Regions from separate parts of the Mus musculus genome. Here region 1 is linked to region 2. A link is a loop called in an ENCODE intact Hi-C map of the cell type or tissue named here. Cell type or tissue: left cerebral cortex. All regions are shown on one strand. Each heading gives the region's core, and the rest is flanking DNA. Links, peaks and the distances in the headings are about the cores only.

Evidence for each region. Hi-C counts contacts between places; a loop is a spot of excess contacts. Peaks named below come from ENCODE experiments on the same cell type or tissue, not always from the same donor. Only the 100,000 strongest peaks of a DNase experiment are listed, where the experiment ranks them.
Region 1: it touches region 2 in a loop (2.1-fold over the local background); 3 of 42 quality-filtered maps call a loop at or near these places.

The regions. Positions count from the first base shown.
Region 1 is chr14:64,212,395-64,228,531 of GRCm38, forward strand. All of the region lies in intron 4 of Msra (methionine sulfoxide reductase A), which reads right to left. It overlaps Gm52132 (a long non-coding RNA gene), which reads left to right and starts at 3,533. Exons shown (of 3, transcript XR_003951180.1): 1 at 3,533-8,846; 2 at 10,572-10,769. In left cerebral cortex, for the core only: a CTCF peak has its summit at 9,798; DNase peaks (open chromatin) are centred at 6,692, 7,763, 8,268 and 10,633; H3K27ac peaks cover 7,402 bases.
Region 2 is chr14:64,262,534-64,278,670 of GRCm38, forward strand. The region is part of intron 3 of Msra (methionine sulfoxide reductase A); the gene reads right to left. Gm41176 (a long non-coding RNA gene) reads left to right here. Exons shown (of 5, transcript XR_001781294.2): 1 at 1-3,413; 2 at 10,203-10,448; 3 at 12,619-12,707. Among named protein-coding and RNA genes, the nearest start is that of Gm41176, 10 kb to the left of the region's middle. In left cerebral cortex, for the core only: no CTCF peak of the experiment used is centred there; DNase peaks (open chromatin) are centred at 8,717 and 9,770; H3K27ac peaks cover 7,452 bases.

The DNA of each region.
Region 1 (16,137 bases), core at 4,939-12,938, 49 kb before region 2:
GCTATAGTGTACATACATATAATAAATAAATACATCTTTGAAAAGAAAAGAAGAGAAAAGAAAAGAAAAGAAAAAAGAAAAGAAAAGGAGAAAAGAAAAGGAGAAGAGCCAGCTAAGCTGGCTAGCAGGCAGGCAGGCAGGTTTTAGCTGGTTTTCTTTGTTCTACATTTCTCTACTTCTTCCTTCTTTAACTATCTTCACAACAGCTCTGATGTAAGCCCTTCACTACATCCTAACCACCCTGCTGCCATCTGCTTTTCCTTCGTCCTACTCACTGCTGAACTCAGCTGCCCACTTCCTGCCCTGGACCCTTCAAAAACGGCAGCTTCTTCACTCCCGGTGACAGTCTGCACAGTTGAATCTTTGGTCCTCACCCCTTCCAGGCTTCAGTCACATGATACCACATTCTCACCAGCATTCATGTGACTAGACCCCTGGATGTTCTCAAGCCCAGCTTCTCTCAATGGCCTTTTTCCTTTGATCTCTGGAATGAGCATCCCTCCTATGAAGCCTGGTGTAGGCCCTGCTTTACAGCACCTCCCAGCCTTCCCTTTGTTTCCTGCAGCCCTTCACCAATGCCTCCCACCATAGGGTGTGGTGATAAAACCCACAGATCTGCTGCAGGGCACAGTCCAGAGCTGGGTCCAGAAAGCTTCTGATTGGGGACTGTTGCTATGGCGTGAATATGAAACTCCCTCACAGACTCATGTGTTGAACACTTGGTTCCCAGCTGGTGGCACTGTTGTGGAAGGTTCTGGAACTATAGCAGGGAGGCCGAGCTGGAGAAAGTAGGTAACTGGGGACTGTTTGTTCGTGAGTTTTTTGTGCCTTGTTTGCTATAGTGGGGTGAGCATGCTCTGTCTTATGCTCTTTCTGCACCATGGGGTTCAGAGTCAACAGAGCCAAACAACTATGTACTGAACCCTCTGTAACTCAAGCTAAAAATATGCCTTTCTTCCTTCGTTTCAGTCAAATCTGTGGTCACAGCACTGAGAAAGTAACTAGCACAGTGTGCAGACTGAGTGAGTGAGCTGCGGGTCATCTTACTGTGTGTCCCTGGTGGATTGTCCCACTATGTGACCCCCATCTCTGCCTCCAAGCTCCTTCACATTTCACTCCTCTCCCCAGGGACATGACTTTAATATTCCTCATTATTAGAGCAAAACAGGATGAAGAAAATGAGCATGCTCTGTAACTTGCTCCTATAAAACATACATACATTCATAGTTTTTTACGCTAGACTAAAAGTTTCAACTTGTTGAGTCTATCGTTAAGTTTTACAAGGGCCGACACATATACAGTGACCAGTTCCTGTACACATATGATTCCTTTAAAAAGGCTTTCAAAACATAAATCAAAGCCTTAAAGCAATCATTGGGCTTAGATTATACACATGTTCAACCCCTGAGAACTAAGTCACAGCACCCAGGAGATAACATCGAAATGCACATCATGGTTAAGCATCAACCTTCTGTTAGCTCTTGTCCACCAGGAGCTAATGAGCTGTCAGCTAGGGGTAGTGTTAACTAGGTCACTGCGGGTAGAGCAAAGCTCCCTTGGGCTATTTGTAAGCTAGAGGGAAAGTGAAGAAATCAATTAGGATCCTTAAAGTAAACCCTAGGTGTTTTTTAATGATACTGCCAGACAACTGAAGGACTAATACACAATGGGTGCTCTCTATTCACAGACACGTCAGCCTCTGCACAGCTCACATCCTGAGCTAGGTGACCCTCGGTCCTTGGGCTACCATATGCATTCTTGGAAACATAGTAGCACCCTTAGGCCCTATACCTCAATGCCCACCCAATTGTGACACACAAGAGTATCTCTACGCACTACTACATGTCCCCTGGGTTGCAAAACTGCTTCTGGTTGAGACATATTCCTTTACACTAATGGAGCGTGACTTCTGATATCATTGTATACTGCCTTCATGGCCCAGGCAGCTGAGTGGAGGAGTGGGAAGAGGTGATAGCCTTAGAAGGGTAGGAGCAGGGGAAGGATAGGAGTCCTCCATGCTCATATCTGGGTTTGTAGTCACTAAGTTCCGTGGTCACTAGGGTGGCTTTGTCTTAATTTACACTTTTAACTTTTTATTATTATTTTAAAATCTCACATACATACACGTTGCGTGCTGACTTTGTCTGAATTCAAGAGAATACAAGGTTTTTAAAAATGTGTTTTTGTCAAACAGCATTTTTAACTGAAAATATTTTTTTTCAGAGGATATATTCTGATGTTGCTTCCCGCCTCCCTCATTTCCTTCCAGATCCTCACCTCCCCACAAATTCAACTCGGTGCGTTCTATCTCTGGCTTTTGAAAACTAACAGGCGAATTTTTAAAAAGAATGATAAAACAAAGAAACGGCACCACACACATACACACAAATACAGATGTGCAAATTCAAGACCCATAACAAACACAAATTGCAAACCATAATATATAAGCAGAAGATAAGTAAGACTTTTTTAAAAAAATGCTCAAACAAAGCAAAAGAGGACAAAAAAAATCTACAAAAATATCCTTGAGCTCATTTTCTTTCAGCATCTCCTGCTGGGTACAGGGCTGCCCTTGAGTGTGGCTTGTATACTCAGTGAGAGATTCCACTGTAGGAAAATAATGTCTCCTCGGCAAGTGGTTGTCAATTGAAGGTAATTTCCTGGTTATGAATGGGAGCGCATGTCCACTTTCTCCTCTTAGCACTGGATCCCCATCTGCCTTGAACCTGTGTAGGCCCTGTGCATGCTGCCACAGTCTCTGTGTATTCATAAGTGTGTCAGTCCTATTGTGTCTGGAAAACACTGTTCCTTTGCGTTGGCCCTTACAATCCTACTGCTTCCTTTTCCAAATAGTTCTCTGAGCCCTGAGGGGAGGGGGTTGATGAAGACATCCATTTAGGACTTAATGTTCCAAGGCAGCATTTCAAGTGATATTTAAAATATAAAACAACAGTCTTGTAGTAAGTAAAAATTAAAATGATTATGTATACAGTTTAGATATAAGTCTCTCAACTGTATAAAGAAAATCATAATAGGTCTTTTTTGCTTATTTAAAAATCTGGGCAGGATAAAGGAGGAGCACTGACGTATCACCCTGTCCTTGCTGGTGACCAGGGTGGCTATCACACTGCCCAAGAATCTCTAGGGGCCTGTCCCGTCTCACGGTGTCCATGGGAACAGCACTGATGCTACCAGGGATGAAGACAAAGATGATGTAGCAAGACTGACTTGTGCTTCTTTTATCAGTTAAAGAAGTGAAGCTTTACCAAGCTGGGAACCTGTGGCTTCATGGTCACCAGGAACTCGGGTTTCTTTTCACACAATTATTTTTAGCACATGGCTCCACGCTCAAAAACAAACATCATCTTCTGGACTTGTAATCACCAAGGCCAAAGTGTAGACCAAGATAAGGGAGAGAAAAGTGATGGAGAGAAAAGTGGATGGACAAGACTATCACCTACTACCTCTTTTATTTATTTATTTATTTATTTATTTATTTATTTATTTATTTATTTATTATTACTACTGTCTGTGTGTGTGTGTGTGTGTGTGTGTGTGTGTGTGTGTGATGTGTATAGGTGGGTAGGTACATGCCATGGTGCATGTGTGAAAGACAGAGGACAGCTTTTTGGAGTCACCTTTATGTGGGCTTCAGGGATCAAACTCAGGTCTCCAGGCTTGCATGGCAGATGTCTTCACCTGCTGAGCCTCCAGCCCACCCTGACTTCTTCCATCTTTAAACAGTCTTCCTAGAAGCTTTGCTCTGCACCATTAATTATATCTCAATGGCCAGAACTTGGTCACATGGCTGCACCTCCTCAACTTCCTGAACTCTATCCAAGGGGCCAAGACCTCTCCTGAGACTATATCCTCCCTCGGCTTCTCCTCCCCTCTCTACTTCTCTTATTTGCTTATAGGTTCTCCCCTCTACCCGTCTGTCCTTCCCCAGTCACAGGCACCAGTGACTTATCCCCTGCCTCAGGCTCTGCATCAAGGAAGCTAATGGACTCTATGCTAGTCATTAATTCTGTTCTCATTCAAACTGATTTGCAGCCCACCTTTGCATGCTATTGCTGCTTGCATTCTGCCACTCTCAGAGAATGCCCATAGTCCTATATACCACCTGGTCCCACTTAGGATGGTGCATCTGTGTTCTGTGGTTAACTCTTATCATATGAAGGGGCTCGGAAGCTGTGGTCATTTGAATATGCTTGGTCCAGGGAGTGGCACTATTAGGAAGTGTGGCTTGTTGAAGTAGGTGTAACCTTGAGGCTCTCCTCCTAGCTGTGTGGGAGCCAGTTTTATACTGGTTGCAGTCAGATCAAGATGTAGAGCTCTCAGCTTCTCCAGCATCATGCCTGCCTGGATGCTGCCATGCTTCCTGCCTTGATGATAACGGACTGAACCTTTGAACCTAAGCTAGCCCCAATTAAAGCATTCTACTAATTTCCAAAGTCCCAAAATCCACATTCCTCCAAACAAAAGTATGGTCAGGCCTATCATAGCAATACTCCATTCCTGGTACCAACTTCTGCCTTAGTTAGGGTTTCCATTACATTGAAGACACACCATGGCCAAGGCAACTTTTATAAAGGACAACATTTAATTGGGGATAGTTTACCGGCTCAGAGGTTCAATCTATTATCATCATGGCAGAAACCATGACAGCATCCAGGCAGGAATGGCAATGGAGGAGCTGAGAGTTCTACATCTTGTTCTGAAGGCAAATGGGAGAAGCCTGACCTCCAATCAGCTAGGAGGAAGATCTCAAAACCCATCCTCACAGTGACATAACAAAGCCACAGCGACACCCATTCCAACAAGGCCACATCTCCTAATAGTGTCACTCCCTGGGCCAAGCATATTCCAACCACCACAGAAGCTATGGCTCTATCTACAAAATTCTGAACACCTCCAGTTGCTTATCTAAAAATCTATCTCAATGAAAAGTAAAACTGCTGATAAATGTCCCAGAACTGCAGTCATTTCCCACAAATGGGAAGCTGGTATTCTCTTTGCTTATGAACTGACCCACTGGTTTGTCTCCACAGAGATGGCACTGAAAGCCTGCACGTCACAGTGACACAGAAGACCATGGCTCACACGGCTCATTCCAGCATTGCCTCCTTTCTGGGGCTGGAAAACAGGATCTTCCTAGTGTTCCAGCCTTCTCCACCAGGTCACAAGCCTCTCTCCCTCACAGTGACACACGGCTTCTTACTGCAATCCAAGAGCTCTTCTTGCCACACCTGGCCTTTTTCTCAGGTGTCTGAGATGAATCCCATGAATATTGAACAGTCTCACTTTACCTGAATGGAAAATTAATTTTGTCAATTTTAGCTGACAGCTCATTTTAAATTTAAAATGAGAGAATGAATGGATAGCCCTTGTTTTATCAAGAGGGAAGTAGAGAGGCCATCAAAATAACTAACAAAGCCTGGTAAGATGGCTCAGTCAATAAAGTGCTTGCTGCACTAGCATGAGAACCTAGGTTCCATCTCTAGCACCCACCGAAAAAGCTGGGCACAGTGGTGGTCACGTGTAATATAAGCACAGACCATCAGTGATCATCACAGACCAGCACAGACCATCAGTGACCACCATAGACCAGCACAGACCATCAGTGATCATCACAAGCCAACACAGACCATCAGTGATCACCACAGGCCAACACAGACCATCAGTGATCACTGCAGACCAACACAGACCATCAGTGACCACCATAGACCAACACAGACCATCAGTGATCACTACAGACCAGCACAGACCATCAGTGATCACTGCAGACCAACACAGATCATCAGTGATCACTGCAGACCAACACAGACCATCAGTGACCACCATAGACCAACACAGACCATCAGTGAGACTTTTTAAGGATGTTTACAAAATAAACACCAAGCATAAACAAGTGGCATAAAATGGAGAAAGTGAACTGTGCATGAGCATCCATTATATCATCTCTATTGCTGACTATAAATGGAGTCTGACAGCTACTTCGAGCTATCCCACTGCTTTCTCTGTCATGATGGACTGCACCTTGGACTGTGACAAAAATAAGCTCTTTCTCCCTTAAGTTGCTTTTATCCTATTAGTTTAACACAACAACAGAAATCGAAACTAAGATTCAATACAGAAAAGTATATAATGCATATATACACATGTACTAAAAGTACATAAGACACAGTACATGAGTTATTCAAGTGTATTCAAGTGTACACTTCAATGGTACAGTTACATGACCGTATCATTATTTATTACCAAGGAGTGGATGCTCAGATAAAGACCACCAACATAAAGAAACGGAGTACCATTGTGCGCCTGTGTGTCCCTATTGATGACAATGCCTTCTAACTTAGTTTGGCCTGTTTTTGAAATTTATACAGAACAAAGCTATACAGTGGTTTCAATCTCCCATTTTCTTCATTTGATGGTTTCAGAACATCTCTCAAGTGAACACCCACCCACAATGGATGCATTCATCCTGTGATGAGCCTGTGAGCAGCCCGGGACTGCAAAGGACATTCTCAACATGCTCTCAGCTATGCACATACATGATGTTCTTATGGGTACATACCTAGAATTGGAGCTTTTGGCTGAGGTTCGCATGTCTTTGATGTAACTACATGTGAGTCACTCTTTGGAGCCATGGCCCTGCTTTACAAAGTCCATGTTGCTCTACCCAGAGTCTGGAAGCTTTGAGAACCTACCAGTTCATGGATGTTCTCATGTCTAATAGTCCTCTTTCTTTCAGTTCATAGATGTTCCCATGTCTGATAGTCCACTTTCTGTCGGTTGGCTTGGTCCATGATGCAGTCTCACTTGATTTTAATTTGTATTTTCCCAATTGATAATGATGTTTTTAATTTTATGCTTCCCCACTGCTATTTAAATACCTTGGCCACATTCCTTTGCAGCAATCTGTGTTTCTAAAAAAAAGCCTTTTTCATATATTTTAAATATTCCTGATATAAATCCACTATCAGATATAATCTCATTACTCTTGGCATTTTTTTTACAATGGGTTAGTTTGCTCAATTTTTATTTATATTTAATTTATGTGTAGGAGTGTTTACCTTCATGTACACCTGGTGTCTGTATGGTGCCTTCAGCAACCAGAAGGTGTAGATCCTTTGCAGCTAGAGTTACAGATGGTTGTGAGACACCATGATGTACTGGGAATTGAACCTGGGTCCTTTGTAAGAGCAGCCAGTGCTCTAAACTGCTTAGTAATTACTCCAGCCCCCACAATGATTTATGATAAGCCAAAATTTTGAGAAGGACGAATTTATCAAACTTATTTTGCCTTTTTTTTGGTTATCACTTTTAGTGTCTTTTATAGGAATCACTTCCAGACCCCACACTATAGTGAAGTCATTCACCTGGAAGTCCTGCATATTTTACCTTTGCTCTTAGGTCTTAAATGTACAAGGTACTAATTTTTGTGCATGGCATGAGGCAGATTCTCCCTCCTAAGGATCTGGAAAGACAAAACAACAAACAAACAACAAAAAGGCGTCTTTATTAACTAAAAAGCCCTCTCCCCAGTAGTGGGCGAAGCGGGTGGTGTGGTAGCTCTGTCCTCCGGCACATCCACATCTTACTTTGCTCCCCTGCACTGTCTGTTTATCTTTCCCCACATCAAATGCACTGCAGCTTAACTGGTGAGGTTCACAATGAGTCAAGACTTGCAGAAGAAAAAAGTTCCTGTGTTCTTGTTGTTATATAAGAAAACATTTGCTTTTATAAATACATGGGAATCTTTTTTTTTTTTAAGTCTGAAGGAGAAGGGGGTGGAGGAGGAGAGAGCAAGAATAGCAACAGCACAGCAGCAGGACTGTAGGTTTTCACTGGGGTTTATACTAAATTTACAAAATAATCTAAGAGGAAGTCTAAGCGAAGTCCGTTCATTACTGGATCTTCCAGCTGCCCCATGGCTAAGTGAACACAATTAGAGATTCATTAACGACACTCACCCTCAAGGAACCTCTATCTGAAATTCTCAGGGATGAACCTAATCGTTTATCTTTTGCTCATGCAAAGTTCATTTAGTAAAAAGGGCTGCTAACCCCTCCTGCCCCCTGAGTGCCTAGGGGGCCTAGCTTGGTGGAGGCTGATGTCTCTTTGGTAGGTTGCTTCCCTACTCAAGTTGCTTCCCACTTTTAGAGCTCAGGGGCTAGGCTGGAGTTTTAGGAGTTAAGACTGGAAGTGGCAGATGTCTTTTTGCCATATTCCATTGGTCAGAACTCAGTCACTTGACCACTAGAAGAAGAGGAAATCCCAGAGAGCTGGGGAGAAGTGAGCATTCCTCAGTCATTCCCTTTGCTTCTCTCCTTAACTTAGGTCTGAAGGAGGATCCCTACCCATGCCAGTACAAGGCAGATTAGAGGCTGTAACAGAGTGTACATCGCTAACGGCAACACTTGTGAGTTTGACACCAGCATGTGCTACATGATAATGAGTTCCAGGTTGCCCTGGGCTACAGAGGGAGTAAGAAATGAATAAACAAGCAAAACACATAAAAACAAACAAAACTACAGTAGTTGCTCCAACACGCTGCAGTTTCTGAGTAGTGCACTGTTCAGTAGCGCATGTGCACCCAGTGAGTCTTTGTACAGACTCTTTCCCATGCTTTTCTCATTTATGAATACTAACTTGTGTTGCATACCAGTAGCCGTGTTTTTCTTTTCATCTGTCCAGGAAACACCCTGTTCGGTTTTCTCGGTTAATGCTGAACTGCTGAACCATGTGCTCTGGAATCCACTTGGTCATGGATCCTGTCTCAAGATGCCACCAATCTCAGTTGGCTAACAGCCCACTGGGGATTTCTGCAAACATTCTCCTAGGTGAGACTGTACTGTGATCTTGCTTTCTCCTGTGCTCAGATGTGGGTATCAAGATTCCGTTCTCTTCAGCCCTTGGAAGGCATCCCACAAGCCGGCAACTATTTCCCTAGTAAATGTTGGTAAAACTCATTGAAGCATGTGATCTTATCAAGTATGGATTCAGTTTCTCTAAGGATCCCAGGGTTGTTTCATTCTGTTGGGCCCTATTTTTTAAGGGGTTTATTTTCAATGTAACTTTTTGTCTCAAGTTCATTGCTGCAGGTGTCCTCTGAGTCTGGCAGTATGTCCAGTGTTTGTATTGAGATTCCATGTTTTTATTCTTCATACTGGGATTCTCGGCCCTGTTTTATTCTTTTGTTTGTTCTGTTGTTGTTGATCAACTATTCTAACAGTTAACCAGTTGAATATACATATAGGAAGTCTTGGCTTTCATGTCTCCTCTGCTGTGGTTTGAACTCCACATCATTGGTTTATGTTCTTAATGATCTCTTTCCTACCATTTGAGATTACTTTGTGGTTGGTTTTCTTGCATCTTGAGATGGATGCCCTTCTGTCTTCTCACAGATGGGTTTACGATCTGTTTAGCCATGCCCTGTGAACTTGGATATATATATAGTACCCTAATCATTGCCTAATTAAAGCATTTTCTAATTTTGTTCATGATTTAGCCTTAATAACTAGGTTTGCTAGTGATTTTTCTTGTCAGCACAGTGAGAAGCAACTTAAAGGGGATTTATTTTGGCTAATGGTTTGAGGGATATGGTGCCATGAAGTGGAGAAAGGCACAGTGGCAGAACTTTCGATTCTGCTTGCTTAGCTCACTGGACAGCAGGGAGCAGAGACTGGACGAGAAGCAGGATCCCACTGTAAGCCTCAAGACCTGCCCCACAGTGGGCCACTTCCTCCTCATAACCCTCACCTCCTAAAGGCCCCACAACCCCAAAACAGCACCACCAGCTGGGGGCCAAGTGTTTAAATATACGAGCTTGTGGGGAAATTTCACATGCAAACTAAAATACTAAGATAGTTAGAAATTAAATTTTCTTTTTAACATAAGAGAACTTTTCTGGATAACTTTCTGCTACTGGTTTCCAGTAGAATGCAATGGTGGTAAGAGAATTCTAATCTATATGATTTTAAACCCTTTAGCCACACTAATCTTTTTTCTGGCTTAGGGTATGCTCTGTGTATGACTGGAAGGGCAGGCCATTTTTAGGTACAATGCAATGCTTCATATGTTCAGGGCTCTGAGGTGCTCACACCTTTGATGCCATTGGTAAGGACCCCCAAACCCACATTTTATGGTGCTGGAGAATTCTCTCAGAACATGGGCGTCTCCCGTCTTCTTCTGCCTGTCTTGCTCCTGCTTCCTTTCTTCTTAATCTGGTCGTTCCTTACAATCTGTCGGCTGTTGCATGTGATGATCTCAGTGCATTCTAAATGTTCAATCCAACATCCTAAATCGTTTTTAATTTGTGAGCTGAATGGAACAGCCCAGCCTGACATTATTAGAGTCTAGGAACTCCAGTTCCCACCAATGATCTCAGCTCTGATCTCCCTTTCCTAATTTAGGACTCTCGTTTGAAGTGTAGTAGTTCTTCTGACTTCATATTTTATTGCTGGAGTGTAAAAATTTTCAGATTCTAAATGATGATGTAAAATGTGTGTGATTCCTCTGAATGTTTCCAAAAGCCCAATTATCTTCCTCTCGCTAATCCTTAACAGCGTGTATGAAATTGTAACGGACACCGCAGGAGTTCACAGACACTGGCAAGTGTGCAGCTGGTTCCAGTCACCACAGGTCATGCTTCCTGCTCTCTGAAATCATCACTTAACAATATGGAATCACGTGCCTTCCCAGAGGAGGAACACAAGGCTTGGAACTGAGCCCAGGGGAACAAATTCCATCTTTGTCACATAATGGTAATGTACTAGTAGGCTCCAGGCAAATCCTCTTGCTTCACTGGGGCAGTCTGTCCATCTGCAGAATGGGTCTAACTTTCACAGGTTCCTTTAAGAATCCAATAGGATTTTACATGCATACGCTCCCAAGCACCGTGGTCAGCATGGGAATGCTACCCACTGAGTCCTTCAATCAGTTTGGAGGAAAGGCCGAGCAAACCTGTTCCATATAAGCATTCTCTGAAAGGGACACTCGAGAGTGCAAACAGCAGCGATGCTGTGCACATGTATGATGGTGCTATGCGGGGGAAGCACACTTGAGAGAAGAATTAATAATGAAAAAAATACCAGATTCTTTGTTTCATTTTTCTCTGTTCCCTGAAATTCTTTAAAGAATGAAACCCCTCTCAGAATCTGTAATGCTGGGTTTGAGCCACTTTTCCATTTTGTGTGTGTGCAGCTGTTTGTTCCCTCCCTGCAAGCATGCACATCTGCTCATTAGCAATACAATATCATTCCCACTGTCTAATTATTTGCAGATGATAGATTTCTTATACATGATCTAAAAAAAGGATAGTCCTTCAAAACTGGTGACTTATTTAAAAAAAAACTAACTTAAAAGGGTCAGCACAATAAAGTTCAGATATTAATTTGGCAAGTTCAAATATACACACACCAGCACCTAATTACCCACTTGATGGGAAACAGGAGGAAAATGGGATATTTCTCCCTGCAATTAATGTTTCCCAGTAGACAGCATGGGGGTGTGCATGGGGGAGACACTGGCTGCTCTTCCATGCACCTGGAAAGAGGCTATGGGGCAGCCGCACTGAGACGGCTGGAGTGATGTTCACAGAGGGAGTGGGCAGGACACCTGTTAAAACTTCTGGCCTATATAAGTTTACCTTCATACACACACACACGGACACACGGACACACACACACACACACACACACGGACACACGGACACACGGACACACACACACACACACACACACACACACACACAGACACACACAGACACACGGACACATGGATACATAGACATACACACACATATACACAGAAAGTCCTTGGGACTTTCCAGCCTTAAGTGTAAGCTGAGAAAGCCTGCATGTTTTTGCATTTTTGTTGCTGCCCTTACTCTCGCTGGCAAGTTCATCTGTCTTGTTGCTGAGGCATGCCTTCACTAGAACCCACTTCTTCAGGACTTCAGTATAGACTGAAGGCCAGCAGCAATCCAGAAATTCTCTAGGCCTCCAGTGCTAGATTGGGACTGCAGTGACATCCAACTGCATGAACTCAACACTTACAATCTCAGTGTCTCCAGGATGAGACAGCCATTATTGGACTACCTAGACCACACCCTATAAACCAGTCTGATAAGACACACACACACACACACACACACACACAAACACACACTCATTATATCAAGTTAGAAAACCAGGATGTATACCAATCATTACATTTGGGGTAAATGCTGAGAAGGTCAGGTTTGTTGGTGTACAGCTACACAGGCTATGAGGGCAGGGAGTTCTACTTTAGCTTGGGAAGGTCAAGAAAGGCCTCTTGGAAGACAGTAGAAATCAAGAGGACAAGAAGGAGCCATGCTTGTCAAGAGCTGTGGGCAGACTTAGCAGTAGTGCCAGACTAGAGCAAGAAAATGTTTCTGTTGTCTAGAAGCAGAATAAAGAAATGAAGGTCACTGTATTTGGGATGCCCTGAGCAGAGAGGGGGCGTTAATCTAAAGTCATGGGTTAATCTGAGGTCACATTGGCCACTTTAGAGTTTATAAATGGCTCCAAAGGGAATGGGCAATCAGAGAATGTGTTGAAGCATGAGAGAGGCTTGTTTTGTGATTTAACATCTTGGACAATAGATCAGGAAAGGGTAGCGGTACAGGACCTAGCAGGCTTGGAGGCCACTGAGAATGGAGCTCTCCCTTATAATCCACATAGACTCCGCCTCTTATTACCCTGAGGATGCTATAAGGACAAGCTTTACTAGAAGTGAAATGGCAAGTGTGAAAACATGGAGGTTCTGGGCTTTGTTGAGACATTTAGTAACAGTTAATTCCTCCAAGTCAAAAGAATGGACTCTGAGTTCTACCTCTGACCCTGCGTGGAGACATAACATTCTGATGTGCCCCAGGTCAGAATATCATGTGCTATTGTCTCCTTCTTAGGAGTCAATCCATCGGGGTCTGTCAATCACCTGGTCCAGAGAACACCCCTCAGGAAGGCTGATTCACCATGAAGACATGCTAAGGAGATTGGGAGGAATAATTATACCCTTAACGAGATCATGTGCTGCATTTCCCAGAAGCCATTCCCTTTATGCAGCAGCTTGCAGAGTACCACTCATGCAGCACTGCTGAACCTGCCTTCTTTTCTGATCTCTAACTCTGGTGTTCTAACTTGGACACCAGCCAAAGATCTAAGCATGTGTTTCCTGGCTGTCTGGGCTTTTGCACTTATTCTCTGAAGCCCCCGCTGCCACGGTGCAGGCATCTGCTTACTGACATCCACTGCTGAACACACTGGCTTTCTTGGACCCTATCTCTTAAAGGTATGGCCTTCTACCTTCCTCTTCTCCATCTCTACCTGGTGGCTACTGAGACTTACAGCCTGCTTGCCCTGGAGCTTTTCTTTCACACACTAATAAGACAGTCCTCAAAACTTTCCCCTGAGTTAGTTTTTAGATTCTTCTATTAACAGAATTAAGAACCAATAAGAGGGAACTTTGATGTCCCTGGTAACAGCAGGATGAGCCAGGAAGGAGCCCTGAGTACAGCCAAGGAAGATGAGAGCAATAATACATGGCCACGTGGCTGGTATGTGGGTGGGCCAAGCTCAAAGCTACAGATGGCATCACCATCCTGAGTCCCCACTCACACACTAAATGCGATTACAGATGTCTTGACCATGGAGCGGTTTAATTAAAGTGTGACAGCAGCTCACCATCAGCTTATTGCTGTGGCTGTGCTGGTGAGAATACAGGACAGGCTACTGGTAAAAAAAGAAGGGAATGAGTCCCAAAGTATGAACCAAGGTAACAGGAGGTTAGGCAAGGCGGTTCTTTCCTTGGGAGCTCAGACTGCGACGATGACTTGACACTTCTGTGCTGTAGCTCTGCCATCCCTGAGGCCCATGATGGCTTCCCACCGAATGCATGCACACGATCAGGGGGAAGAAGAAGAGGGAAGAGGACATCCTTCTACCAAGAGACCATTGCATCCACACACTGAGAAGGAGGAAGAGGAAGAGGAAGAGGAGGAGGAGATGATGTTGAGCTGATTAACATCCTTCCTAGAAGTACAGAGCCTGGAACTTGAACCCATCACACTCACTAATGCCTGAATAGTCACACTTCCAACAAATACCATGCTCCACTCCAAGCCTTATGGAAGTTTGAGTCTTTTTTTAAAGATTTTTAAAAAAAATTTATGTATATGAGTGTTTGTTTGTGTACCATGTGCATGCCTGGTGCCTGCTTAGGTCAGAAGAGGGCACTGGATCCCCTGGAGCTAGAGTTATGGAGTTGAGAGCCACCATGTAGGTGCTGAGAATTGGGCCTGGATCCTCTGCAAGAACACAGGTGTTCTTCATTGCTAAGTCATATCTCCAGCCCCAAAGTTTGAGCCTCTATTAGTATGTGTATATCCAGCTAAAATTATAAGCTATTCAAGTAATAGACACTGGGTCAGTAGCCACTATGAACAGGCCGTGGTTCCCAATGGACTATCTAAAAATTATTCTTGGTTTAGAACTACCAGGAAAGACTTGCAAATCCCACAGTGAGCTGGCATGGCCTAGTGGCCATGGGATGCATATTATGGGTAGCCATTCCCATTTCCCAGAGGTAAGTAAGGCTGCTATGGTTAACAAAACGTGGCCTTCACTTTAGAGTAGAAGTAAATACATAGAGCTAGTTTTTACAGCTCTCACTTTAAAAAGGACACTGACGTCAGAACTGTTATCATAAAGGACCAGCATGTTTAGCACAGGAGGAGGTCCTCTTGCCCAGACGTTTGCTGTCTTCTAGAGCTAAGGAAAGAAACTAGACTGAGTCTTCAGCAAACATGGGGCCCACCAACACTGGGCAAAGCTCTGAGGCCTTAGGAACCTTGCCCCTTCTTTTTTCATTAAATGAGGATTGCAGACAAGATAAAGAGAAGTCAAAAATTTAAAATACTCATCACGAGGCTAGCCCCTAAAAAGTCCTTAATAACTGTAGGGATCCCTCACCCCAGATAGATGAGATGAAATAGCTTATCGCTGCGAAGTCAGACATTGTGTATTGTGATTTGGCCCAGGGTCCATGGTCTGAACTCTGTGTCCTAGGCAGGAATACAAATATTGAACTGTACCATCAGTGAGCACTAGCTCTTGAGGCTGGAACCACATCTTCTCATTCTTCTACCAGAAGCAAAATTCAGAAGCCTGTGGGGGAGGCTCATTGCCTGCATCAACAGCATCATGGAATCAAAACACAAGCCATGCCGAACTCTTCCCAATCACACGGGGGGCAAGAGAATCTCTGAGAATATAAAGTCCAATCTCTAGTGGATGGAGGGCAATGTGGCTATAAACACAAATGTCAAAATCTGGTGAAATGCTGGTGTGCTGAGAAAGTTCTAGCTCTGCCTGCCACTCCTTTGGCATCTTGAGATTTTCATGCTCGTCTAGTTAGTTCTTATACCAGATACACCATGAGGCTAGATTGTATCTTTAGCAGATCAGATTCTTGGTTGTCAACTTGACTATACCTGAAATAGACTATAATCCAGAAATGGAGAGCACACCTGTCATCCAAATTGTGAGGCTGGAAGACAAAGGCTTTTGATGTAGATCTTAAGGCGGGAAGACACACCTTTAATCTGGGCCACACCTTCTCTGGCAGCCTACATAAGGACAAGAAGGAAGCTTTTGCTCTTTGCCTGCTTGCCTTCCCCTTGTTAGCACTGCATCCCTTCCTTGGCATTGGAGCCTACTTCTCCAGGATTCCAGCACACACAGAAGACCAGCTGAGACCCAAGCAACTACTAGATTCCTGGGCTTTCCATTCATGGCCAGCCATTGTTTAGATTAGTTGGACTGCAGCCTATAAGAATATACATATACATATACTTATACTTATACATATACATATATATATTCACTCATTCCATATGACCTGTGACTCTAGATAACCCTGACTAATAAAGCAGGTTAAAGAAAAACAGCAAAGTTCAGAATTGAGTGTCTTGGCCCAACATCTAAAGGCTGGAGAGGGTCTAAATTGGGGCCAGAACCCAAATCTCTTCAATCTCAGTCTCTTCCATGTTCCCTGGGGAATTTCAGCAGTTAGGGGACCAAATAGTTACACCTATAGTTATATCTGGGT
Region 2 (16,137 bases), core at 3,999-11,998:
AGAGAGAGAGACAGAGAGAGACAGAGACAGAGAGACAGAGAGAGACTCCCTCTATTTCTAGACTAAGTGGTCAGCTCCCTCTTGAGTTGCTTCTGTCAGGGATTTTTTTTTTTCAGCATCAGGGCAAGAAACGGAGACGAATATCTAGAGATCTAGTGTCTGTCAAGTGCTCTCTGCAGAGTGAGCATCTCCTGAAGGCTCCACTTCATTGGAGGTTGCTACACAATGATGTTTCCAACTCAACAATTATTACTACACCAACAGTGGACAGAGAATTAAAACCATAGGATGCAGGAGCTACACACCATCCATACAATAGTGCGTGCATGTTTAAAGGGAACGGTGACGTTATAACCCATTCACTTGTCCTTGAAGTCTTCACTTAGCCTTAGTAATGAACACAGAGGCCTGGCACTCCCAGGGATTTCCTCACACCCCCACCCCTACCTTTCAGTGCTAATTTCTGACCCATCCCTGATTTGCTCGAGTATTCCCATCACTGTAACTATAGACTACTTTACATTTTAGGAATTAAATAGTGCAACATGTGCTTTTTGTTTGTTTGTTTGTTTTTTTCCTGCAGAAAAATGTATCCAAGCATAACTGTTTTGAGCCCCACTCCCCATTTTGTCATAGCAGTGCCTTGTCCTCCATTTTGCTGAGTGTTTTTCCACTGAATGGATGTAACATCATTTGCTTATACATTCACCTTTTGATAACCACTTAGGTTGGGGTTATTATAACCACTTCTAGTTTGGGGTTATTATAGAAATAGTTACTGTCAACATTCCTGTATAGGGTTTTTAACGTAAACCTAAGTTTTTCCTTCTCTTTGGTACAGGAGTGGGCCTCCTAGGCCATATGACTCGCTTACATTAAACTCTGTGTGATATTCCCAAGTGCTTTTTTGCCACATAGCCATGGTGTTCTGTGTTGCCACCAGCAGAGCAGGAGTCCCAGGAGCTCAGCATCCTCCTTGGTTCTCAATGCTGACAGTTGTTTTCTCATCTTTAGTTGGGTGAGTATGTTGAGGAATATGTGTGGGCCACGACATGAACGTAGAATGCAGGGGACAACCTTGGGTGTTAGTCCTCTCTGTCTGTCTTTAGTACTCTTTATTGTCCTCTGCTGTGCATGCCAAGCTAGCTGCCCTCAAGCTCCCAGGGATTCTCCTGTTTCGGCCTCCCATCTCACCTTAGAGGTGCTCTGATTATAGACTCAAGCTACTGTGTAAGGCTTTTCTTGGGTGCTAGGGAATCCAAATTGGGTTCTCACACTTGTAGGGCAAATGCTTTAGCCACAGAGCTAGCTCCTCTCCTGACAGTGATTTTCCTTAATTTAGCTATTTTAAAAGAATGCTAGTAGCAGATAAATGTGGTTTTTATTTGCATTTTTTTCTGATAACTAATGATGTTGAACACCTCAAAAAAAAATCTTATATGGCATCTGTGGGTTTTCTCTGATGACCTGATTCAGAGGATTTGCCTACTTTCAAAAAGTTGTTAGTTTTATTACTAAGTTTTGAGCATTCTTCAAAAGGATGAAAACTTTTATTCCCCTGTGGAGTAGAGAAAAAAGGGAACTTGCAGACAGACTTTAAGTCATTTACTGCCAAAGCAAATCGTGTGCCAGGAAAGTGAGGATTTGAAATAGACCCAGGCTTTTGTTGCAGAGACGGATGAGATTCTTGCCAATTCCGTGTTTGTGTGAGGCACAGCCAGGCTGTGGGCAGGTACCCAGCCTGCCTTTCAGCTTGGATACCTAGTCCCGGCTGAAGATTCCCACACTGTGTCCCTCGGCCTGCTGGCCAACTCTCTCCTGTTGAGGAAAATCCCAAAGACTATGGAATGAGGCAGGCCCTTGCTTTTTCACACATGAATGAACTAATGTTGTGTGCTGTGCCAAGCCCTCATGTTGATGCTCATGAAATCAGAGAATCCTGTATAGACTCCTCCCTGGCATCCTGCCCATATTAGAAGCATAGTTGTTCTGATATGGCTTCACAACTCCTGACTTGCTGGTAGTGACTGTCCCCTTCATCATTGTGACAGTATCATAGGTGATAAACACCAAGGTGCCAACCACTAATCTGTAAATTTCCTTTTCCATTCTCTCTATAATTAACTTGGGTTAAAATTTAATCACATTCATAAGGCAATGCATCCAATATGGATTGTTTCCTGTATTCCTCCAAAAGGAGACAGTTTCTAATAAATAGAAATGTGACGTCCTGACAGTCCCCCACACAATATCACATTGTCTTTTACAGGTGATTCCACATCTCTGTACATTATCTAGAAGCAAGAAACAGGGAGAACTTTATTTATTTGTTTTTTGAGACAGGGCCTCTTTATATAGTCCTGGCTGGCCTGAAACTCACTATGTAAACCAGGCTGGTCTCACATTCATAGAGACCATCAGCCTCTACCTCTTGAGTGCTAGGATTAAAGGCATGAGCCACCACAGCACGCTAATTTTTATATTAATTTTTGTTTATTCTTGAGAATCTTATAACGGATACAATGAAACATAACCACACCCACCTTCCATTTATTTCTCTTTCTAACTCTCCTAATCCGCCCCCCTCACACACACACACAACACAGCTCAAATCTCAAGGTCAAAATAACCAATCAAGTCTAGGACTTTATTTTATTCCTTGTAATAGAATGTGGGAATATAACTAAAACTTTAAAAGATGGGTATATAAAACAAAACAAATATTTCTAACGACATCATATTATGGAATGTACAGTTCCAGAAAACCAGCATCGCTTCCCTTCACTGACACAGTGCTATGAATCTACTTAATCTGCTCTGATGCTTTTTAACAAGGCCTCCAGGAAGCTGAGAAGACACTCTCCTCTAAAGTGGGAGTGAGCTGATTCCCATGCTTGCTGTCTCTAGGACCCATGCCCATCACCACCGTACTGACTCCATTAAGTACCCATCCCTGGTCTCCATACACTGTGTATGTCCTGTGACCAAAACCCTCACAGAATCAACAAAAAGCAATCCAGGAGTCATTGGTAATACAGTTGGTTTCGGTTTTGGTTTGGTTTTAAAGAGGCAGGTTTACAGCATAACATATTTCTGATTCTAAGTTCTGTTTCTTTAAGAAATGGAATTCCTTTAAACCTTTATCTTCCCAGTGAAGAGTCCACAAAGGACTAATCATACAATGGAACCATTTAAATGCCTCACTCTGCAGTGTGGTCTCTTTGAGCACAATTGTTTGGATAAATTCTCCTCTTGCCCATTATCTGAACACAACGTGTGGTGGCCAGTTGCATTTTGCGGTAACAATGTACCGGCATTGGCTAGCACTCCATTTTCAGCTGCCAATACAGGCACTGGAGAAGTATTCAGACCTGGAGACAAACGACAGCTGAAAACAGAGAGCCGGCCTGCAGGTGGGTTTCAGGGGATGTCTTATCTGCTCAGAGTCATTGTGTTCCAATCTGCATGTCTTCCAGAAGACTAAAAGTAAGGGTCCCAGGAGGTGGGAGAAGGTTACCGCTGTAAAACTGTGTCTCAGCAGCTAGAAGCTGAATTATCCTTGGATTCTAGGAAGGTAACATGAAACAACTCTCTTCTGTTGGTGAGCTCCGCTAGGTGTATAGAGATGGATGTGATGGCTCAGTGTAGTTTGTTTAAAAACACAGCATGAGCTGGGCATTGCACTGCACACTTGTAAAGGCTGCTTTTGTGTGTCAACTTGACACAAGCTGGAGTTATCACAGAGAAAGGAGCCTCCCTTGAGGAAATGCCTCCATGAAATCCAGCTGTAAGCCATTTTCTCAATTAGTGATCAAGGGTAAGAGGGCCCATTGTGTGTGGTGCCATCCCTGGGCTGGTAGTCCTGGGTTCTATAAGAAAGCAAGCTGAGTAAGGCAGGGGAACCAAGCCAGTAAGTAACATCCCTCCATGGTCTCTGCATCAGTTCCTGCCTCCAGGTTCCTGCCCTATGTGAGTTTCTGTCCTGGCTTCCTTTGGTGAGGAACAGCAATGTGGAAGTGTAAGCTGAATAAACCCTTTCCTCTACAACTTGTTTCTTGGTCATGATGTTTTGTGCAGGAATACAAACCCTAACTAAGACACCTGAAATATCAGCACTTGGAAGGGGGAAGCAAGAGGATTGACCGTTTGAGGCCAGCCAGAACTACAGAGTTCTGTCAAAATTAAAACAATGAAAGGGAGGAAAAGGGGAAGGAGAAAGAAGAGAAAAGGAAACTGCCATGTAGTCTTTCTTACAAGGAATACTGGGTCCCCACACTGTATTAGTATCCCGTGGTGGCAAAGAAGCACCTGAGATGTTCTCACTTCTGAGACCTGCATTACTGTCTTTTTCTTTTTCATGCAGAACTTGGTAGAGCACCTGCTTAACCTAGTAATGATAGTTTACTGAGAATTTAACTACATATCAGGCCCTTCTCTAAAGGATAAGGGGGGGAGGAGATAGATAGGTGATAGATTTGATAGATATAGATAGATAGATAGATAGATAGATAGATAGATAGATAGACAGACAGGCAGGCTAGAGTAATGATTCAGTTGGTAAAATGCTTGCCTTGCAAGCTGGAGAACCTAAATTTGACAACCCCTAAAACCCATGTACAAATGCCAGCCATGCTAGCTTGTGCTTGAAATCCCAGCTTTAGGACAGCAGAGACATGAAGGCCCCTGGGGCTCACTGGCCAGTTAGTCTAACCTAATTGATGAGCTCCAGGCCAATAAGAGACCCTGTCTCAATGGGTAGTGTGCTTGAAGCTAATACCCAACGTTGTCTTCTGACCTACACACACCTACACACATGAACATGCATGCACCTTCGACAAACACAGAAAGAACTAGAGTAAGGAAGGCAACCAACAGTGCTGTGAGCATGTGGATTGAGTGACTAGCATACTTTATGGAGGAGAGGGTGGGGCATCACAGGAAGCCAAGACTTACAAGTGGATAATGGCCAGACCCAGGAGTAAATTCTCTCCATATCTCCTCTACTCATTTTAGAAGTCGTGTTTTCAGCAATACACATTGCACTCAAATATCCTAAGAGTCAATAAAAGTGACTTCATGAAATGTGAATGAAGTGCCTCATTTTGTTTGAAAATGAATAAATGAATTGCTCATTGCAGTTCACAGGCATGCTGTCTTCTCCATGAGGCCATGGAGTCTTTTAACACGATGCTGCCGGTTCACCCTCGAAGCTATTCATTTGCTTGTTTAATGCATCCAGTGTTTATTACATGGCACTAAGGCTTTGAAGAGACTCCTACTCCAGCAGGAAAGAGCCACTGCAGTGTAGTAAATGCCATAAAGAAAGCCTGCCAGAGGAATGGGGTAGACGAGGGATGTGGGGTGTAGAGGTGGTTCCTGGAGGAGGGAAGACCAATCAATACTTGAAGCACTGAACAAGTCCAAGTCCATGCTTCTGAATGAATAGATGAGGAATGCCTGGCCCTTTGGTCTTAGTAGGAACACTGCACTGAATAGGCCACACTATTATACTCTTCTTCCTTGTTTGCGAGATAAGGCAGGCATACTAGGAGGCCCCACAGGACTCAGTCTAGGTCCCCTAGCAGGTGTTAGGGACTTTCAGGATGCAACCCTGATCCTCAGAGCCCAGTGTCCATTTCTATTGGTCTCTGTTGCTATGCAGAGCTGTGGCCATGAGCACAGGTCAGGTTGAACACTGAGCCCTTCCGTAATTCTCAGGAATGACTGAACTAGCTTCATCCCTGGAAAAGTGCAGCCTGCAGCCCGAGTCACACTCTGCTCACGGGCCAGTGCCCTGATGGAAGGACAAGCGAGAAAAAAGCAAAATCTAGTCATGTCTACACTGCCTAGTTGTCTCTCTCCAAATTAACTCTGTCCGTGAGCTGCTGGCAGGGTGTGCTTCCCATCGTTTAGGACAGCCATCCAGAAACATAATTACGTGATTAAGTGCTGTGTCCTCCCAGGAAGTGTCAGGAGCCATGATTACCCTACCAGGGAGGGGGTGGGGTAAACAATACGCAATCAGGCTGTGGACAAGGTTTCCCACTGCAGCCCAGGACCATGCTGGTATTCATCAAAGGTGGAAGAGACATGCTTCATATTTCATATTAAGAAAGACAACAAACTATAATCAGGAATATAATCAAGGATGGAATAAAATGCTGATTGCCCTTAATGACCTTATTATTCTATCACTGAATGTGTTATAAAAAAAGAACTGGGCCATGTATTTCCATGGTTCTCTGAGTGGTATACATGTATGACGTATGTACGGTTGACTGTGGTAGTCTGGGATACAAGTCGCTCACTTCTGTCTGTACATAATGAGAACAAATGGAAAGGCTAGGGAATAGAGAGAGTGTGAAGTCAGGGAAACTGTCTATGATCCACTAAGAAAACAGCAGAGTATTAGCAAATAAATGAAGGGGGGAGAAAGCCAAGTGTACAAGCCAGTGTCAGACCAATACAAGTGAGCAAGACATACAAGATAATACTTCAGTAGTTTGGAAATAAAAAGCCTCCTTTGAAGGACTGAAAACCACATCTCTAGAGCCACTCTGGTCTTCTTCTGGTAGGAAGATCTATAGATCAAAAACGCACAGAGAAAGACACTCCAGATCACAGCAGTCGAGAGTTGTAAAGCAAAACAAGGAGACACTACTATGTGTCTAACAACAAGCCAAAATCCAGAACATAACAAGGAGTCACTCAGTGGTCACAAAAGTCGTGGGGCTGGACATAAATAGAGATACAGGACATTCTACAACAGGGGCACTATGTGTTATGGCATTTCAATGGTAAATAATTCTCTTATATGCTGGTCAAAGCTCATAGATTGCAGACACCCACCACACACACATATACACAAGAGTGTCCCTGATGTAAACCAGGGACAGTAACTAATAGTAACATACTGGTGTTATTCCATCAGTGAAAACAAGTTTCCACAACAGTGCCAAGTGTTAGCAGGGAATAAGTGTGCAAGTGTCGGGAGGGGTTGGGTATCATGGGAAATCTATTCAACCACTTTGTGCTTCATTTCCCTGCAAACCCATGTGTGCTCTGAAAACTTGTTAGTTAAAGTATGGACACCTTCTTGAAGGCAGAAACTGGCCCCTCCATGTCACCACAATACCTGATGAATACACGGCTAATCTTTAAAAGCATCTGTACCTGTCCTAAATGGACATTAAGGATGCTGAGTGGGCAGTAATTTAGAGACATGCCCTTTCAGAGCCACCATTCATAGCTCAGGCACAGTGGGGACATACTTTGACTTGACAAGTGCGATTCTTCATCCGAAGGAGCTTTTACTCTGTGGTAACTGGTCCAAATCACAGAGTGAACCTTCTGTATCCCAAGCCTGCCTGCACACAACTCTCAGCCCTGCCATGTCTTTGGAAGGAGCTTACACTATGGCACAACCATTTGTCACTGTCATTTATTTTCAGTCCACACTGGGAGATGAACCTCATACCTCATCTGTATGCGCCCCTTTGGCATGTGGTACAGACTCAAAGCAGGCAGGGCCCCCAGACCTGGAGCTTCTCTTTATCAAAAGGCACGTGCCCAACCAAGGCCAAAAAAAAAAAAAAAAAAAAAAAAAAAAGGAGCAGTGACCAGGGAGGGCTCACAGCAGGGATTGAGGCAGGCAGAGCAAAAGCTGACAGAGCATTGAGTGCTGCAATCTTGAATCCCTTCATCTTTCCCAGTATGAAACCCTATGTCCCACAAAGGTTGCACTAGGCTCATGGGATCCCTGGCAGCAGACAGATGAGTACCACTGCTGTCCTCTCGAGGTAGGAGATATCCCACCACAGGTCATTCAGGCCAAGCACTAGGAGCCATCGCAGGCAAGCCTGGCCTCTTCTATATTTCTCTTAAGTCACCAGGAAGTCCTTGCCCCTTCTTGCTCATGACTCAGATCCCTAGACTCTTCTCAAGCTATTTTCTGTTTGTCTTTCTTTGTTTGGTTGGTTCCATACTTAGGAAGTATCACTGAAGGCCTGGGCTTTAAAAGTATGTGTACAAGTTACCACCCTGTCTTCCCAACTGGACCCTTGGGCACTGCCCTGTTGAATGCATGTGGGTATTAACAGATGCCCAATACACAGTAGAGAGGGGCCTAGGGCATGTGAGGCCCTGTGCTAGGTGTTATGGGAGAGATGAAAGGACATGGCACAACCCCAGGGAAATGACAGCCAATGGGAGGACCCTTTACTGGTAACTACTCCTGCTTCCCAACCCGCCCAGTCAAGCAGTCAATGTGTTTGGCTGTTTTGGTTTTTGTGGGAGAGGGAGAAACACTTTTAACCAACCATGGAGTTCTTTTCACAGTACCCACTTGTACTTTCTCAGTCTCTTTAAGAGAAATACAGAAAGATGCTAAGTAAAGACCCTGCAGTAGATGGGAGGGTACCAATTCTAGCCTATCACTTGTTGATCACGTAGTCTAGATGGACACTGTCCTGCATTCATGTTCCTGGTGACCACACTAGCTAGTGTTCGTCCTTCACCTACCGAGCTGTTGTAAGAACTGAAGAAGCTGCTGGGGTGGGGTGACTTGCAGTGAGGCCTGGCTCGTGGGAAACACCAAATGAAGTCATCATTCTCTTTTCAAGTTCATGTGCAAAAGCCACCTGAATGAGCTGGTAACATCTCATGGCTCTGCTGTACTGCATGTGCAGCTGGAGGAACAAGATGATGTCTTAGGTTTGAGAGATTATTTCTAGACCAAGTGAGTCACCTTCCCAATGGGACTCTATCTCTCATCAGTCTTGAGAAACCAGTCAGAGGGAGGAGGCACAGCTGCCTTTCTCCCACATTGTATCCAGGCTTTGGAAACTGTTTATAAAGTTTCTATAAATATAGGATGAGACTATACAACAGAGAGATTAACTCTAGATATCTGGGATGAAGGAAGGAGTTCCATAGGCCTGCCCTATGGAAGAAACAGAGTTCCCATGGGATAATATTTTTGGCTCATATCAGGACCTTGGGGGCTTATCCATCAGAAGCTTTAAAAATCAAATTAGGTAATAAAAGTATGTTGCTACATTGTAGGCAACAGAAATGAAGATAGCATGTTCATATGGCCAGTGATATCATATGATGGATAAATAAGCCACAGAAAATGAAATAGTATTCACCACTGAAAAGGGGGTGTTAACTGAAAATTCATGGAGGATGTCATAGTTTATTCCTCTGTTGCTATGACCAAAAACACTGACCAAAAACAACTTGGGAGAAGAAAGCATTTATTTTATCTTACTTTCAGGTAACCATCTATCACTGAAGGAAGTTGGGAAGGAACCTGGAGGCAGGGAACTAAAAACAGAGACCAGGGAGAAGCAGTGTCCACTGGCTTGTTCCCCATAGCTTGTTCAGATCACCTTCTTATATGGTCCAGGCCCAACTGCCCAGGGATGGTGTCACCCACAGTGAGCTGGGTGCTCCTCCATCATTAACCAAGGATGAAAATCCTGGCAGCACCAAGGAGCTCCCAGTGCCTATCCTTAAGTAAAAGAAGCCAGTCTGAAAAGGCTGTGTGCTGCGTGCTGGTGCTTCCATCTTTAGAATAATCTGGAAAAGGCGAGCCCATGGAGATAGGAGCAAGTGTGGTTTGGTGGTTGTCAAGGAGGAGGGGAGGGAGCTAAGCAGACAAAGCCCAGGTTTTCAGGGCTCTGAAACCATCCAGTGCCATGCCGCCATGGTGGGATAAGCTGTTACACATTTATCTAACCTACAAAATGTGTGGCTTGGAGACGAAGCTTAAAGTAGCCTGTCTGGGCAGACGTATCCATGGCAACGCGTGCAGCCTTCTGGAGCAGGATGTGGAAAATGGGGTGCTTGTAGGTGTGTGAAGGCAGAGAGCACACAGGAAGCCTCTATACTTCCTGTTCAATTTTGCTATGAACCTTCAACTGTTTGAAAAACAAAAGTTTATTAATTAAAAAAAAATTGGAAGATAAACCCCCAATTCTTCTGGATCTTCCTGCACTCCACTCCACCAACTTAAGCTTCCAGTATGTGGCTTTGTCCATTTAAAAACCTGTCTCAGTGGGAACAAGTACCTGTCCCTGAAACATTTCAAACTATCAAATTGAGCCAGAGTGAGACAGGTTGGGGTGGTGGTGGTGGTGGTTGTCTTTCCTTGTACACAAAAGATCCTCAGCTTCAGGCACTTCTGTCAATCCTCCCAGGGCAAGGCAGGTCCACAGAGGACATCACTGTATCACAGTGGTTGGCAGCTCTCTACCTCCAGGATGATCAGTGAGCACAGCTTCAAAGGAAATAGGCTCACATATGGGGCCAGTGAAGATCAGACCACTTGTGTGACAGACCTGGAAATCACGCAAACAGGGCTGCTCATGGGCAACCCTCTCAGTGTGCTGCGATGTTTGCTCTCTGCCTGCCTCCTGTTTGAAAGCACTGAATATGGGGTTCTGGTGAGTACTGCTGTGCAGAAGGCCTTCTGGCCCCCAGCATTTCAGCCCAGAGTATGGTGGTATCTGGCCCTGCGCTAACTGACAGAACCCTCAGAAAGCAACTGAAAACAGGATAACAAGGATGGTGGAAGAAAGACCCATCTTCCAGCTGGTGCATCTTGGACAGAGTTTCGTAGTTGGCTAACAAGTAAAATGATCATCTATAGGAAAGATTCTGATATTTCCTCTAACTTTAAAAACTCACCCGGGGGATGAAAAATGAGAGGGCACTCAATTGGTAAAGAGCTGCGCACAAACGCCTGAGGCCATGAGTTCAAGCCACAGAACCCATGTGAACAGGCTGGCCATGGTGGCACATACTCGTGATCCCAGCATTCAGAGACACAGGAAAGAGAGATCCACTGGGCTTGATGACCGTTAACCACATTGACAAGAGAGACTGTCTCAAGTGAGGTAAATGGTGCCTAATGACACCCAAGGCTGTCTCCTCTGGCCTCCGCGTACATGCAGAAACATGCTTGGGTACACACAGGTACACACAATGTTTAAGAAACAGTAGAGACGAGCCGACTAACCAAAGAAAAATAACATTCCCATTTCTATGAATCAGGGTCATCTAAGTGGCTCCAGAGCCCTGGCTACGTTCGTCAGGCAGTTTTCAAAACTCTAGTTTACTTGTAAAATAAAATTGACTGCTTTCATTAGTAGGTTAGCGGCTGAAGCACATGAGGTGAAGCTTATCTGCAGCTGATTATAACTGATTCCAGGCTGTTGAGAAGTAGAAACTAGTAAATGGCAGTGACCCCTCTGGGGGCCACTCAGCTGCCTAGGTGTTTCCCTGGCATAGGGGTGACCACCAAGTGTTTGCCAGAGTCTCTTCGGTGATTTTTGCTCAGTAGGTGGGGTAGTCATCGACCCAGATATTTATTTTTAATATAACTTATAGAGGACATCAACAAGGAAACCTTATTCTAGGACTGTACAAATCTGTTAGTCATTTGGAAGTAATTAAGACCCAGTTCATCACATAAAATTGCCAGAGAAGCTGGCCCCTGCCACAGTAAGGTTATCTTCTCATATTACATATTATGGCTCCGTTATATGTCATGTGAAAATTTCAGGGCAGGCCTATCCATCAGTGGCTTTTGCAATTACATTTTAAGAACTGCTTAACCTAGCAGCTTCCTTTTAATCTTCCTTTTAAATCTTTGAGGATATAATCCTGAGACAATGAGTGAACAGCTCCCCCATCCAGTCTGGATGGGTTATAAAGGCTCCATCAGTGAGCTGTTTTCCAACAGCTCATCTGGGTGGTACTTTCAGTGATATACAAGTAGAAGACATGCTTGACTAAGTCTGCTGGCCTGTTGACCTCTGACCTGTGCCCTAGCAAGGATTTAAGTTGTTCAAAGAAAGAGGTGGGTCAACTAACCAAACCAGTCAAAAAGGTCAAAATCTCAAGGTCAGAGGAGGGATGCATAATTGCTATCTCTGCAATGGGTCTCCCTTGTCACCCAAGGGCAGCAGCAGCCTGGTACCTCCTGAATAGTGTGTGCCAGCCTTCAGTTCTTTGAAATTATAAGAAAATTCTCCTCCTCTATGATATTCATGCTGGGTTCAAGCATTCTAACAAACTAAATATATCTAGTAAACTCTGTGAGGAGAGTAGATCAATTTTGTTTCAGCTTTGGGGACCTTAGGTGTGGTGGAGCCATATCTCTGACATGACTTTGTCAGAGTCCATGGAAGAAGGACATGGGAATGACAAGAACATGCTTGGACTCTGCAGCATAGAGGGAAGGCGGGTTTCACTTAGCGCAGTGGCTTTGTCTGGGCTCCAAAGCTGAAGCAGCTGGGAGGGAGAGAGTTCCAGGTCAGGGGCTCATGTGAGGGAGACAGACAGACAGTTCCAGGTCAGGGGCTCATGTGAGGGAGACAGACAGTTCCAGATCAAGGGCTCAGGCTGAGCAGGCAGGCGCCAGCTGGGAAAAGGTGGGGTTGAAAACGTGGCACAAGGAGGGCATACCCCTCAATCTCTTCTCTGTCAGGCCCTCCGCTCTATTTCTAGCTATAACAGCTAGCATGAAAGCCTCCCCCTGGTCAGGAACATTGTCCATGGGAAGTCCAGAAACGCTGGACCCACGGCATTCACCAGTGGTTTGTTTCTCAGGCTCAAGAAGAGGAAGGAAGGCAAGTAGTACAGTTGGTGGCAGAGGGATTGTAATAAGATGAGTGGAGGAGAAGAGAATCGCAAGGAGGGTGAGTAGATGATGGGGGAGGGGGAAGGAGAGGAGGGAGGGAGGGAGGGAAGGAGAGTACCTGGGAGCCCTCATTCACTTAACTTTCTATACTATTTTGTCATGAGGGCCCTGTTTTGAGGTGTTTCTCTCTTGCTGTTTCTAATGTATAAATTGAATTTCGCCACCTGTATTTGGAAAGCATGGCTCATGTAAATGAAAAGTTCTGAAAAGAAGCTATGTCTGGCTGTGCAAAAAAAAAACGCCTGGAAAGAGCATCTGCATCTGCAAGACTGATGGGAATGTCAGTACTGGACAGAGATTGGGAGTTTTGTAAGTTTGAAGGCTAATTACTTTATCCTGGGCTACTTGTAGCCTTGTGTAACAGCCAGCTCTGTTTCTGAACTAACACTTCACGATAATAAATAAAAACCTCATAGAACCTATTAACTTAGCAGAGCACAAGCTTCCACCAATCCAAGAGTTAAAAATGTCATCAGATAACATCTTGGGCCTGTAAGATAGCTCTCCCATCTTCCTGTACCTGCCTCTCTGATGTGCCAACCAATGCATTTAAAAATTGTCTTGATTTATGACTGTCTTTGTTCTGTGAAACTACAAAACACCCCATGAAACTGCTTCCACATAAAACCATGGGATTTGGAGTAACATAAACCTGTGTTTCTAGGTCATGGTCGCTCACTGTGGCTCCAGAATAAATTCTTATTCTCTTTAAGATGGGGGCTGTGGTTTGAATGACAACATGCGTGCAGGTTTCAATATTGCCTATAGCTTCCAGCATCTATGGGGGCCTTGGTATGTATCCCACACAGACAAGGGAGAATGCCTACCACACATTGTAGGGAGAGGGGAATCCATCCTAACAGAAAGATGGGCAAAGACCGACTAACAAAAATAACAATGCCTTAAGCTCTTAACATGTCAAACTTGACAGACCCTCCACCCTAGAGCCTCACCTGAACAGGACGTTATAAAAACAAAACAAAACAAAACAAAACAAAACAAAACAAAACAAAACAAAACAAAACCCTCTCAGGCCTCAGCAAGGCTGTGATCTGGAAAACCAAGTGAGCATCAACCTCTCTCCATCAATCTCACTGTTAAATCACTTACTGTCTCTCAGCCTCAGTTCTCTCAACTAACAAAACAAGGAGTCCTGTGGGCTCTGGTCATTTTAAAGAGCCATTTTAAACAGAATATCCAACAGGACTCCAACATAGAGCTAGAGTCAAACTGTAACCATTTGTCTGTAGCAGATGCGAATCCATTTAGGGAACAGACTTCACTGTGGGTGGAGACCTCACAGCAGCTTTTTGGAGCCTGATGCTGTAGTCACCCACTTGGAAAACCACAGGACTAGTTGTTGGTTCAAACCTCTTCCAGGCCTGAAATGCTGTGATGTGACCATGACCCGTGCCCAAGATAATGACAGCCCAGAGGGATGGCACTTGTTAAGAAGCCAAGCTTATTGTTAGGGGTGACTAGGTTTAGAACAAACAAAACTGTATCTCTCTCCTCTACCTATGCTCCAGTCATCTGGGCAATGGGGCTACTCACTGAGGAGCTGGTACACCGGGTCAGAGTTACAAGTGAGGGGCGAGGCTCCCTAGCCTCTGAGCTTTCTTTCTCCTTGTTTGTTTGAAAGAGAAAAGCGTTTTCATTCTATCTGTGACAAGTTCAGGGCCCAATTTTATGTCTCAAATAAGGGGCACAAAAAGCCATCAAATTGCTTGTTGCAAGGAGCAAACACCAGGATTCTTGCGTGTGGGGAGACGTGTCAATAACTTGGTAATTTTCCTTGACTGGCATTGACAACGCTACAATGAGGCTGACTATGCACTGAGAGAGTGAATGCAGTCTGAGAGGGATTGAGGGGGAGTCTTCCATTACTTGAGGAGCTGTGCCCAAGCCCCTCCCGCCTTTGAAGAATGGAGCCATTAACTCATGGCAGAACTGCAGCCTCGCATCTCCACCCAAACACTGCAGAAATTACCTTGAACTAAAAAGGCACACCGAGTGCTTTACACGCATGGAGAAAGGCTGGTTTAATGCCCAGCTGGAGCTCTGGAGCTCCGGGCAAATGCTAGCAGGTACTTGGAGAAGGAGTGAAGAAGATCCATAAGAGCCCAGAGGAGGTGAGAGGAAGGAGAGGTGCGGGTGTCAGGCCAGATGTATAGGCAGAGGCTGACTGAGCCTGCCAAGCCACACACTGACCTACACCTACACCTATGCCATTCGGTGTCCCTATAGACAAGGAGTACAGTGATAGACAGCCCAAGTCCCAGATTTTCTAAGACACATCTGATGTGAAATATTTTCCTTTTAAAATATTTTTGCATGCACTTATTTAACTCCTGTCGGGCATGCACCTCCTCTGGAGGCCACAGGGCAACTTGTGTGAGTTGGCTTTCTTTCTCCTCCACATGCACTCCTAGGACTCAGGCTGTTGGGCTTGGTGGCAAGCACCTTTATCCACTGAGCCAGCTCCCAGCCCTGAGATAATTTTATTTTCAATAAGAAATCAGGGAACTGGAGAGACGGTTCAGTGAGTAAAAGCCCTAATGGTACACGGATAAGGACCTGAGCTCCGGTTCCCAGCATGCATGTCAATGCTGAGCACAGCTGAGCACACCTATCAGGCCAGCACCTTAGAGCAGAGACAAGTGGAGACTGGGGTTTGCTGGTCTAGCATGTTTAATGAGCTCTAGATTCAGGGAGAGCCCCCGACTCAAGGAGACGAGGCAGAAAACGATAGGACAGGACACCTGATGTCCTCCTCACATACATACCCAGGGTCACACACCACGTACACTCTCATGAATACACCTTACAAACACTGATAAAATAAAAATAAACTTTAAAAGTATTTAACTACAACCATGCCATAGCTTCACTGATGCTTTTTAAGAGGGGAAACTGAGGCTTGGGGGTAGGGGGTTGCCTTGGAGACAAACAGCACTGAGAGGTTACAGAAAGACTGCCACTATTGGCTGTTCTCAGACCGAGCTCCCACTGGGCACCCCTGTGGGACAGTGTAGCTGTTTCTCAGGCTGTTCTGGTGGCCATATGAGTCCCGAGGGGGGAAAGTGGCCTGCCCCCTTTCTTGTTTTTGGCTCTGGTGCCACTTGGCTGAATCGACTTCAAAAGGCTTTTGAATAGAATGATAAACACGGCATTGTTATGAACATCTGTAAGCAAAATATGAGAAGACCTCACTCAGTGAATGCATAGCCCAGGCGCCTTCACCAGCAGTGCCGGGTTTGTACATTTGGCTAATGTGCCGAAATTAACCCGAAGTGCTTACCCATTGCAGAATGCCTTTTCATATTTTCATCTGCATGGTTGTTATTACAAAGTGTAAGAATAATTCTCTACCAGGGCATTGAGGACTCTGAATAGCTCAATTAGAATCAATGGAGAGAGACAACAGA